Linked DNA regions of Homo sapiens: region 1 is linked to region 2. A link is an interaction called in ENCODE POLR2A ChIA-PET data of the cell type or tissue named here. Cell type or tissue: GM12878. All regions are shown on one strand. Each heading gives the region's core, and the rest is flanking DNA. Links, peaks and the distances in the headings are about the cores only. Region 1 overlaps WDPCP (WD repeat containing planar cell polarity effector). Region 2 overlaps WDPCP (WD repeat containing planar cell polarity effector).

What was found. Peaks named below come from ENCODE experiments on the same cell type or tissue, not always from the same donor. Only the 100,000 strongest peaks of a DNase experiment are listed, where the experiment ranks them.
Region 1: POLR2A ChIA-PET joins it to region 2 with 5 read pairs; 1 of 35 experiments calls an interaction of 5 or more read pairs at or near these places.

The regions. Positions count from the first base shown.
Region 1 is chr2:63,122,530-63,127,920 of GRCh38, reverse strand. All of the region lies in intron 17 of WDPCP (WD repeat containing planar cell polarity effector), which reads left to right. Among named protein-coding and RNA genes, the nearest start is that of OTX1, 74 kb to the right of the region's middle. In GM12878, for the core only: no CTCF peak of the experiment used is centred there; DNase peaks (open chromatin) are centred at 2,870 and 3,530.
Region 2 is chr2:63,254,418-63,259,808 of GRCh38, reverse strand. It overlaps WDPCP (WD repeat containing planar cell polarity effector), which reads left to right. Exons shown (of 18, transcript NM_015910.7): 14 at 400-502. Among named protein-coding and RNA genes, the nearest start is that of OTX1, 210 kb to the right of the region's middle. In GM12878, for the core only: no CTCF peak of the experiment used is centred there; a DNase peak (open chromatin) is centred at 2,138.

The DNA.
Region 1 (5,391 bases), core at 120-5,119, 130 kb after region 2:
GTGATCCAGCCGCCTTGACCTCCCAAGTGCTGGGATTACAGTCGTGAGCCACCATGCCAGGCCACAGAAATCTTGTATTTAGAAATGGCAGAAACCCATTCTTTTAATGTGGAATTATGGTAGATATAGCAACCTGCTGCACTTCCTGTTTTTACTATCACCCAAAGAGGGGAGTAATACATATAGAATAGGGAGTGTGTGCATATATATATGTGTGTGTGTGCGTATATATATATATATATATATATATATATATATGCACATACACATACACGGTATTTACATGTTGACAATTACATTAATAGAGCATCTTGAAGTATAAGTGTATAACCTCTAAAAATGATAAAGTAGCAATTTTTGTGTTTGCTACTACTTCTATCATAAGTTTATCAATTTACTTGATGGAATACAGTATCTTCAAGTATTGGTTGAGATGGAGTAATTGATAAACTATTCTCATTCTTTCCTCTAAAAATTGATTTTTAAAAAATATTTTCAGGCCGGGTGCGGTGGCTCACGCTTGTAATCCCAGCACTTTGGGAGGCCGAGGCGGGCAGATCACGAGGTCAGGAGATCAAGACCATCCTGGCCAACATGGTGAAACCCCGTCTCTACTAAAAATACAAAAAAAATTAGCTGGGTATGGCGGCTCATGCCTGTAGTCTCAGCTACTCGGGAGGCTGAGGCAGGAGAATTGCTTGAACCTTGGAGGCGGAGACTGCAGTGAGCCAAGATTGTGCTACTGCACTCCAGTCTAGTGACAGAGCGAGACTCCATCTCAAAAAAAAAAAAAAAAAAAGTTAAATATGTCAACATACTTTATCTCAGCATTTATGATCTATTTACTTTCTGAAAGATTTGGGGCATTTCACTAAAGTATTTTATATATCATATCTAAAATAAATTATATACACAGCAAAAGTCAATTAAAAGTTGCAGGCCAGGCATGGTGACTTACGCCTGTAATCCTAGTGATTTGGGAGGCTAAGGCAAAAAGTTCGCTAGAGCCCAGTAGTTTGAGACTAGCTTAGGCAACATAGCAAGACCTTGTCTCTACAAAAATAAAAGTTTAAAAAAATTATCCAGGCACAGTGGTGCACACCTGTAGTCCCAGCTACTTGGGAGGCTGAGGCAAGATCACCTGAGCCCGAAAGTTTGAGCTGTACTTTTGCTGTGAGCTATAATTGTGCCACTGTTCTCCAGCCTGGGCAACAGAGCACAACCCTATCTCAAAAAAAAAAAAAAAAAAAAAAACACAAAACAAGTTGCACAGTTATGTGATGTTGAATATCGGGCTGTTTTATACAAGTTAAAACTGTGTTTAGCTCTGAATTTGGGAAGGCAAAGGCAAAAAAGTGAAATAGGTTTACTTTGAGAAGCATCATGGTATAACAGAAAGAATGCAGTATTATAAGCAAACTGTCTCAGTCTAATTTTGTTCCACTACCTCCTCACTGCTACACACCTCTATACCTGTTTCTTCATCTGTAAAATGAGAATGGTTATGTTTAATTTAGTAATATTACATGATTAATCTGTCAAATTAGGTAATGGAAAACCATTCTGTTCTAAAACATGGTTCATGATTATTGTTTTTATTAATTTTTTAACACATGCAAATAGTAAATTTATCTAGATGGAAACACTTTTTCAGCATTCTATATTCACACTCAAGAATGTTTGTGCAGCCCAGGTGCATTGGCTTACACCTGTAATCCCAGCACTTTGGGAGGTCAAGGCAGGCGGATCACTTGAGGCCAGGAGTTCAAGACCAGCCTGGCCAAAATGGTGAAACCCTGTCTCTACAAAAAATACAAAAATAGCCTGGTGTGGTGGTGCATGCCTGTAGTCCCAGCTACTTGGGAGGCTAGGGTGGGAAAATCACCTGAGCCTCGGAGGTCAAGGCTGCATTGAGCCTTGATTGTACCACTACACTCCAGCCTGGGTGACAGAGTGAGACCTTATCTCAAAAAAAAAAAAAAAAGCTTGTGTAAAAAAAAACTGAAAAGCAGCCTGGCGAGGTGGCTCACGCCTGTAATCCCAGCACTTTGGGAGGCCAAGGTGGGGAGATTGCCTGAGGTCAAGAGTTCAAGACCAGCCCGGCCAACACGGGAAAACCCCATCTCTACTAAAAATACAAAAAAATTAGCCAGATGTGGTGACGTGCGCCTGTAGTCTCAGCTACTCAGAAGGCTGAGGCAGGGAGAACTGCTTGAACCCGGGAAGCGGAGGTTGCAGTGAGCCGAGATCACGCCACTGCACTCCAGCCTGGGCAACAGAGCAAGACACCGTCTTATTAAAAAACAAAACAAAAAAAACTGAAAAGCAAGCTGGGTGTGGTAGTGTATCCCTACAGTCCCAGCTCCTTTGGAGGCTGAGGTAGGGGAAGTGCTTGAGCCCAGGAGTTTTAGGCCAGCATGGAGAACCTAGCAAGACCCAATCTCTAAATTTTTAACTGAAAAACAAACTAAACATGTCTTAGAGTTTTGAAAAGGATAGACATTCTAGTCACATAGATGTTTCTTATTATAACTCCTCTTTATAAGGTAAAATACTTAAATCATAATTCACTAAAGGCATTCCTGTGGAAAGGTGAAATGACAAGTTCTAAGTACACTCCTTTCTGATGGCTTACTTAACACAGAAGTTAGAAAGTTAGTTAGCTTATCTATAAAACTTGTCTCTCGTATGTACCAGAAGCCTCAAGCCAACCTTTGGCAAGTGCTAGACTACAGTCAGTTTGAGACTGCATTTTCTACAAAAAATGTCAAGTACCAAACTCTGCCATGTTGATGAAAAAGAAACCTATATATGATACCAAATATGCAAGAAGCAGAGTTCAATTTCACAATGTTCAGTAGTGAAACTTGAATAGCTGGTCAACTTACTCAGAAAAGCGTCTCCTGCCACATAGGGTGGACCACTAGCTAGCATGCTTATAAGCAAAAGCCTTAAATGAGAGGAATAGGGAATCAGAGAAGTTAATCATAAAGCAGCCTGTGGAACAAGTATTGTTAGTACATTAAAAAACTATAGTGGAAAAAAAAAAACCCTTTACAGAGAAATACGAACAAAATTATAATCCCAACTCTGCCACTAACTGACTTTGGACAAAACACTTAACCCATATGAGCCTCAACTTGTTCATCTATAAAATAAAACAATTTCAGATTAGGGAGTTTTAAGATTTCTTCCATGTCTAAAATATTATACTTCTGGGATTTAATTATTATTAAACCAAATCAGAAACTTCAAGACAGACTGTTAGTAACACAGAGGAAACCTAACATAATAAACTGAGATGATCACTTACTGTATTAAAATTTAAAAATCTGCATTAAGTGAGCCACAGGTCAAAATCCAGTTTATAGCAAAGCAAAGCTTAACTTGTCTGCTGAATTTACTTACAAAAGTCTGTGTACATTTAAAGGAAAGTGACCTGATATCACCCAATATTAGGTAACAGCAAAAGGGTGTGGCTCAGAAAATGCACTTAACCACATGTAGAAAGCAATGAGGGACTGGGGAAAACCCTTTCGTTGCTGTAAAATTACTACAAGAATTAACACGTAGTTTCATTCAGTCAAGGCTGAGCACAATTTCAACACATTAAAAAAAAAAATGAAGATCAGTCTTCCTTGGAACCACAACTTCCTATTATTGAACAAAATCACCTCCTCCCAAACTAGGAAACAAACAAAGCAAAACTACCAATTCTACAGTGTTTATCCAGAAGCTTAAAATTTCATAGCTTTTGGTCCAATAATTCTATTTCTACAGTTCTATACCAAGGAAATAATCCTACAAACAGAAAAAAAAAAAAAAACTTCATGCCTATCTATCATAGGGTTATTTATGAAAAAGAAGAAATTGGAAACAATATAAATTTAACCAAAAAAGGAGTGGTTAAATAAAGCTATAGTATTTAATGGAATAATAAAATTCAGCCATTAAAAACAGACTATGTAGGAACATTAAAAAGTTTTGAAGTGTTATAAGGCCAAAAAAAAAAAGAAAAGAAAAGATACAGAATTATATATATATATACACAATATAATTCAAGCTGTGTTTAAAATAAATAAATAAAACGTGGAGAAAAAGAGACTAGAAGCAAATTCATGTTAACTTTAGTTTTGTATAACTAGTAGGACTATGGGTAAATTTTCATAGTTTCCTGTTTTCCAAATTTTATTTAATGATTATGTTTTACTTCAAATAATGTTTAAAAACTTGAATGTAAAATAAATTATTTTATAAATCTTCAAAATATCCGTCTAAGGTACGTAGAGTATAAGTCAAGGTTATATAGCAATGGAAACCTTGGAAATGCCCTGAAGTCTTTTTAAAATGCAATGGATTTTAAAGAAAATCCCCCAAAGGAATATTTTTTGTTTTGTTTTTTTAAATCCTGGAAGATCTTGAGAAGTTAATTCTATGATTCTTACTTTTTAAAATGTAATTCCTAAGGTAAGAGAGGATTAAATCATGGATAGAAGACACTACATAACAACAGCAACATGGCTGAACGACACGATAGTTCTTAGGTATGCCATCAGCCTTCTAGCAACAAGTATATCTAGATATTAAGAAAATAAAATAATTTACCTAGGATCTCTGCCAGTTGATGAACAAGGCCAAAACCTAACTCATTTTCTCAATGACCATTCTCGTGGTATAGAAACTAGACTTTGGTATGGTAGTTTATAAGCCAAGAGTTGAAGCTTATGTTTTAAAAAATGACAGTGCTTAGTTTTCTTTTTAAATTGAAAGCTACCTAAAAGCCTGGAACTTGCCAGCACACACTCAAGCCTCAGGCACTATTAAATTACGCATTCTTCTTGCTACCTGTTTTTCCAGGTTTTTTTTTTTTTTTCAATTTTGTGTACATCAAGGTCTACAGGCACATACCTACATACATGTGTTGCCCTTATTTTTTAGCCGCATATCTGTTTCCTTTGATATGTGACTACTTAAAATAGTATAAATGCAGACTTTCTGAAAGGCTTTTCTTAGTAAAAATAACTTTTAAGATATAACTTACAGAATAACTTTAAATTTATTTTTTAAAATTACTTTCACCTATACTTTAAGTAAAATGTCTCCAATTATGACATGATAGTGTAAGTGCTGTTATCCCTACTCTCTTTACCTTTTACTTTTACCATTTCAACTCTAAGTAGGTTATCTTCAAATTTTAAAAACTGTCCCCACTGTATTATTTTTCACATAATATCACTCATCTTTAGTCTTATCTTCACACATCATCCAACTTCAGAAGCCCATAAGATCTTCTGTTTTTCTGTAACTGACAGGGATGGGCAGAAGGTGCAAAAGAAAGAATAACAAATGGGAAATAGATGAAGTTGTTAATATTTCTTTGCAGCTTCATAA
Region 2 (5,391 bases), core at 210-5,209:
CAGCAACAAATCTGTTTAGTATCCCTTGTATCGTGCTTAGCATAATATACAATTAAAATTTGAAGACACACTCTTGGATATTAATGTCTTACCAAAGAAAAATAGCAATTAACATTTTTATTCCCTGACAAAACTTTGTCAAACACTTTATTAAAAACTTGTATTTTCCCTCACAGCTTAAAATAATTTATTTAAATACTTGCCTTTAGTTATAGCTGTGATCTCCAATTCAGAAAAATTTGCTTATACTAGAAAACTAAGAAACTTAAAACACAGAAAAGAATATTTACAAACTGTTTCTATTTTGTAATCTGGACAATAAGTTTCCTTCAAAATCCTCCTTGTAACTTGGGCAAGGTTCATTTTGAATCAATCTTTTATTTTGCTTTATTTCCTCAGGATATTCATTACCTTGCACTAGATAAAGGTGAATTGGCACTAGCTGAAGTGGCAAGAAAAAGAGCTAGTGACATTGATGCAGAATCAATAACCTCTGGGGTTGGTAAGAATTAACGCTATTTTTAAGTGCTTTTTATTTTAATCAATAGTTAGTATCATTTCTATTTATGTTTGGAGGACATGGATGGTTAATTTGAATTACTTTGTTTGTAAAGACAGTGCCTTATAAAAAGAAGAATTAAGCTTTGACAAACAGCACAATGTTGATACACAAGTTGGAATTGTGTTTATGTGAAAATTTCTAATCAGTGATTACTATAGTCATCATTTAGCAAAAAGTCAAAAGGATATTCTTTTCATAAGATTTTGGGAGAAAGAGCTTAGTATTATCATAGTGCTGTTACTAAAATTAACCAACACAGAAATTTATATAATCCTTTATTTATACACAGACATGTCATTTCTCAAAAGAATTCTCTCCTATATCAGGCAAAGTATTTCATATGAGATTTTGGGTTTGATGGGTGATTGTTTTTGTTTAGAAGCTGCTAGAATCATTTTAAACCATAGTATTCTGAAGAAGACAGATCAGAAGCCTTAGAATGAATTTGAAAGTCCATTTAAATTTTATAACATAAAAAATGAAAGTTTATAAAAATTACTGTAATATCAATGCTAACATCTTTTTTTAAAACTCAGTTTATCTAATGCTGCTAAATTGAGCAATATTGATACTTACAAATCCAATTCCTTTTCTTCCTGAGTATTTATTATTCCTAAAGTAGGCAAAGAACCCTCAGGATTGTACTAGAATTCATTTTTCTGTGGAACTCCTCTGAAACAAATAAGTTTTAAAAAGATTTCCACTTTTAAGTGCTTGAAAAATCTTATACAAGCCTTTCCATTGACAGATCTTGTGCTTTGTTTTTGTAATGCTGTTTGCAGCCAAAGGGACCAATTGTCAGCTTCTCTCTGATGCCACCACATAGATCTAATCTTCAAGGTGGTACTGAAGGACTCAAAGCCATTCCAGCAGGGTAGCTCTAAACCTGAATACCAGGGCTGACAGGTACTAGCAAGATAATCCCATTCTCCTTCCCCCATCCTGAAAGAGTTCCAGATTGATTAGACCACTTTCATATCTCTGTTTCTAATGGATAGGGAATACTCACTATTAATGCAGTATTGGATAAGAATAACTGTAATTGACCTATCACTATATCTTGTTACTTTCTAGGGAGGGATATTAATGTGTGTACTACTACTAATAATAGCACTTAATATTTATTGAATGTTAAGTTACAGATAACTAATTTTCACCACAACTCTGTGAAGTAAGTACAATTTATATTTGCTATGAGAAGTCACTTCTAACTAAATGATGAAAGCATACCATGTTTATAGGAATGATGACGTTATATGATGGGGAAATATCCTCCATCCCTATCCCTCTAGCCATTTAGGAAAACAAAGCAGGAAGTTAAGTCCTAACCAATTTTCTGGGAATTTTCCTTAGTTGTCCTGTACCCTGCCTTTTATTCCAGGGTATCAGATATAATGAGGGCCATCTTTGCATTTTAAAGCTATTTAAAATTAGTAAGAGTGAAAGAGAATGTGAAGAGATTATCACAAAATTTCAGCAAAATGAAGAAACTCCCCAATTCACCAAAATGCATCTCACTTCCTGTGTATTCTCTGATGAGGTTACTGTGGCCAGCGGATAATTCCTAGCCAGAAAGCTTAGTGTACCCACTTTGAGCCCTGCGTCATTTCTAGCAAATATATTTTCACTGATACCCTGTGACTTCCCTTTTCTCAGCCTTGTCTCAGGCCTCAGCCTTTGACCTAGATTACTATGTTTTGACAAAGATACTATTAAATAACATCAGTAACTTTCAAGAGGTTGCCCTATTACATGAATGTTCTACTCCAGTTTTGCTGCAGAAAACTGGGTGATTCTCACTCATAATTCCGAATGGAATTAACAAAGAATTTCTTGTTTCCTCATCATGGTCTCTACCTAGTTCTTTTTTGCAGCCCACATCATGCTGGGGAAAGCTAATTTTCTTTCAAATTCCCTCAATTTAATTCAATTATTCTCTTAAACTTATCCCAAAGCTGAAAGTTATTAAATTTTTGGCTTTCAAAGTGGTTCTTTGATGCAAGCAAGGAGCCAAATTATGTGAGATAGCAAAAGAGTAGTTCCATTTACATGGGAAAGTCTGTAAAAAAGCATCAGACATAAATACTGCCACCATAGTTAAAAGCAAGAGGCGCCAAAGGAAAAGCTGGATGATGATAATCTGAACAATTTGGTAATTTTTTAAACTTTTTATTGAAGTCTAACATGCATACAGAAAAGTGCACAAAACATAAGCATGTGACTCAATGAATTTCACAAAGTGAACACATCCTTGTAAACAGTATCCTGACCAAGTAACATATGTTACCAGGACCCCAGAAGCCTTCCTATACCCACTTCAAGATGCTATAATCTCAGCCCAGCTGTCCAGATTTGTAACATTATAGACTAATTTGCCTTTTTTCAAACTTAAATGGATTCATACCTATATTCTTTTGTATTTGGCTCCTTTTATTCAACATTATGAATCTGAGAATCTTTCGTATGTTGCATATAGTTATAATTCTTCCACTCTTCTTGCTGTATAACAATATTCCAATGCATGAATGTACTTCAATTTATTCTACTTTAGATGGATATTTGGGTTGTTTCAAGTTTGGGGCTAATGCGAATAGTGTTGCTATGAACATTCTTGTGTATGTCTTTTAATGGACATAGGTAGGCAGATCTGTTTGACTGTGCTTAGAAGTTGAACTCCTGTGACGTAGGATATGCAGCCTTAGTAGCTACTTCCAGTTTTCCAAAGTAGTTGTTAACAATTTCCCTTCTCACCAGCAGTATGTAAGAGTTCCAGTTTTGGCCATCCTCAATGATGCTTGATATTGTCTCTCTTTTTTATTTTAGCCATTCCGGTGGAAAAGGTATTGTAATTTTGTATATGTGACAGTATAATATATAGGCTGTTTCTGGATCATGTTCTATTTTATTACTCTGTTTGTCTATACTTGCACAAATATCTCACTGCTTTAAGCAACTCTGGCTGTCAATGTTATTATTTAGTAGTGAAAATTGCCCAGCTTTGTTCTTTAAGATAGACTTGGCTATCCTTCCATATAAATCTCAAAATCAGCTTATACCCTGACTCACTCAAGGAAAAAAAAGAAACAAAAACAGTGGGGGCTGAAATTCTGGTTAGAATCTCATTTAATTCATAGATACATTTGGGCTGAATTTATTTCTTTATAATATTGTTTTCCAATCCATGAATATGATCTATCCCTCCATTTATTTAGGTCTTCTCTATTTCTTATGAAAAATGTTTTGTAGTTTTCATAGTAGTGGTCTTCCACATCTTCCTTTAGATTTAAGTATTTCTTTTTCTCCTTTGTATGTGGTAATCTTATTTTTAAATTTCATTTTCTGTTTTATTTCTGGTATATATACAATTGACTGTTGTATATATTGACCTTATATCTAGCAATAAGTGATAAATTCGCTTATTAATGCCAACAGTTAGTAAATTCTTTTGAATTTTCTGCATCCACATCATGTCGTCTGGAAATGTGTTAGTCTCTTTGCATTGCTATAAAGGAATACCTGAGACTGAGTAATTTATAAAGAAAAAAGGTTTATTTTGGTTCAAGGTTCTTCAGGCTATATGAGAAGTATGGTGCTGGCATCTGTACCTGGTGAGGCCTCAGGAAGCTTCAAATCATGGTAGAAGGTAAAGGGGGAGATGCCATATCACATGGTAAGAGGGGAAGAAACAGAGAGAGGAGGAGGACCCAGGCTCCTGTAAACAACTAGCTCTCATGTGAACTAACAGAGCAAGAACTCAGTTCTTACCATGGGGAGGGCACCAAGCCATGTAAGAGGGATCTGCCTTCATGACCCAAACACCTCCCATGAGGCCCTACCTCCAACATGGGGGATTACATTTCAATATGAGAGTTGGAGGGGACAAACATCCAAACCATATCAGCAAATAAGGACATTTTAATTCCTTCCTTTCTAGTTCTTATGCTTTTTACTTCTCTTTCCTTATTATTGCACTGACTAGAAGCTCTAGTATAAAGATAAGTAGAAGTTGTGACCGGCATTATTTTCTATTTCTTGATTCTTAGGGAAAGCTTTCAATAATTCACCAGTTAGCATAAAGTTTTCCCCAGGTTTTTAATAAACCTTTTATTCATATTAATAAAGTTCCCTTCAGTAACTAGTTTGCTAAGAGTTTCTATCATGAATAGGTATTGAATTTTATCGAATACTTCTCCTGTGCCTATCAAGATTATCATGATCTTTCTCCTTTGTTCTATTAATATCGTGAATTGCATTGATTTTCAAATGGCAAACTAACCTTACGTTCCAGAATAAATACTTCTTAATTGTGATGATGTATTTTTACATATTCCTGCATTTCATTTACTATTTTTAAATGTTGGCATTTACATTCATGAGGGATCAGACTTACAGACTCATGGTTTTGCTTCAATATCTCTGCCTAGTTTTGATATCTAGATTATTTTGACCTAATGCCTAAATGTCAAACATCTAGAAAGGATACATTTGAACATGTAATAGTACTTTATGATCCAGCTCTTTATATATGGCATATGTAACACTTCCTACAACTTAAAAATTTTACATTAATCTTGACTGTATTAATGTGAATATTTTGGTTGTAACATTGTATTAAATTTTTGTAAAATATTATCATTGGAAGAAACTGGATAAAAGAGACATGGGACTTCTCCATTATTTCTTAGAACTGCATATTAATATATAATTATCTTTAAAAGTTTAATTTTTAAAGTTTATATTAATATAGTGTCCTATGTTAAGTACTGTGACAAACATTACCTTATTTGGTCCTCCCAAATTATCTCTAAAGGAGAAACTACTGTATTGGT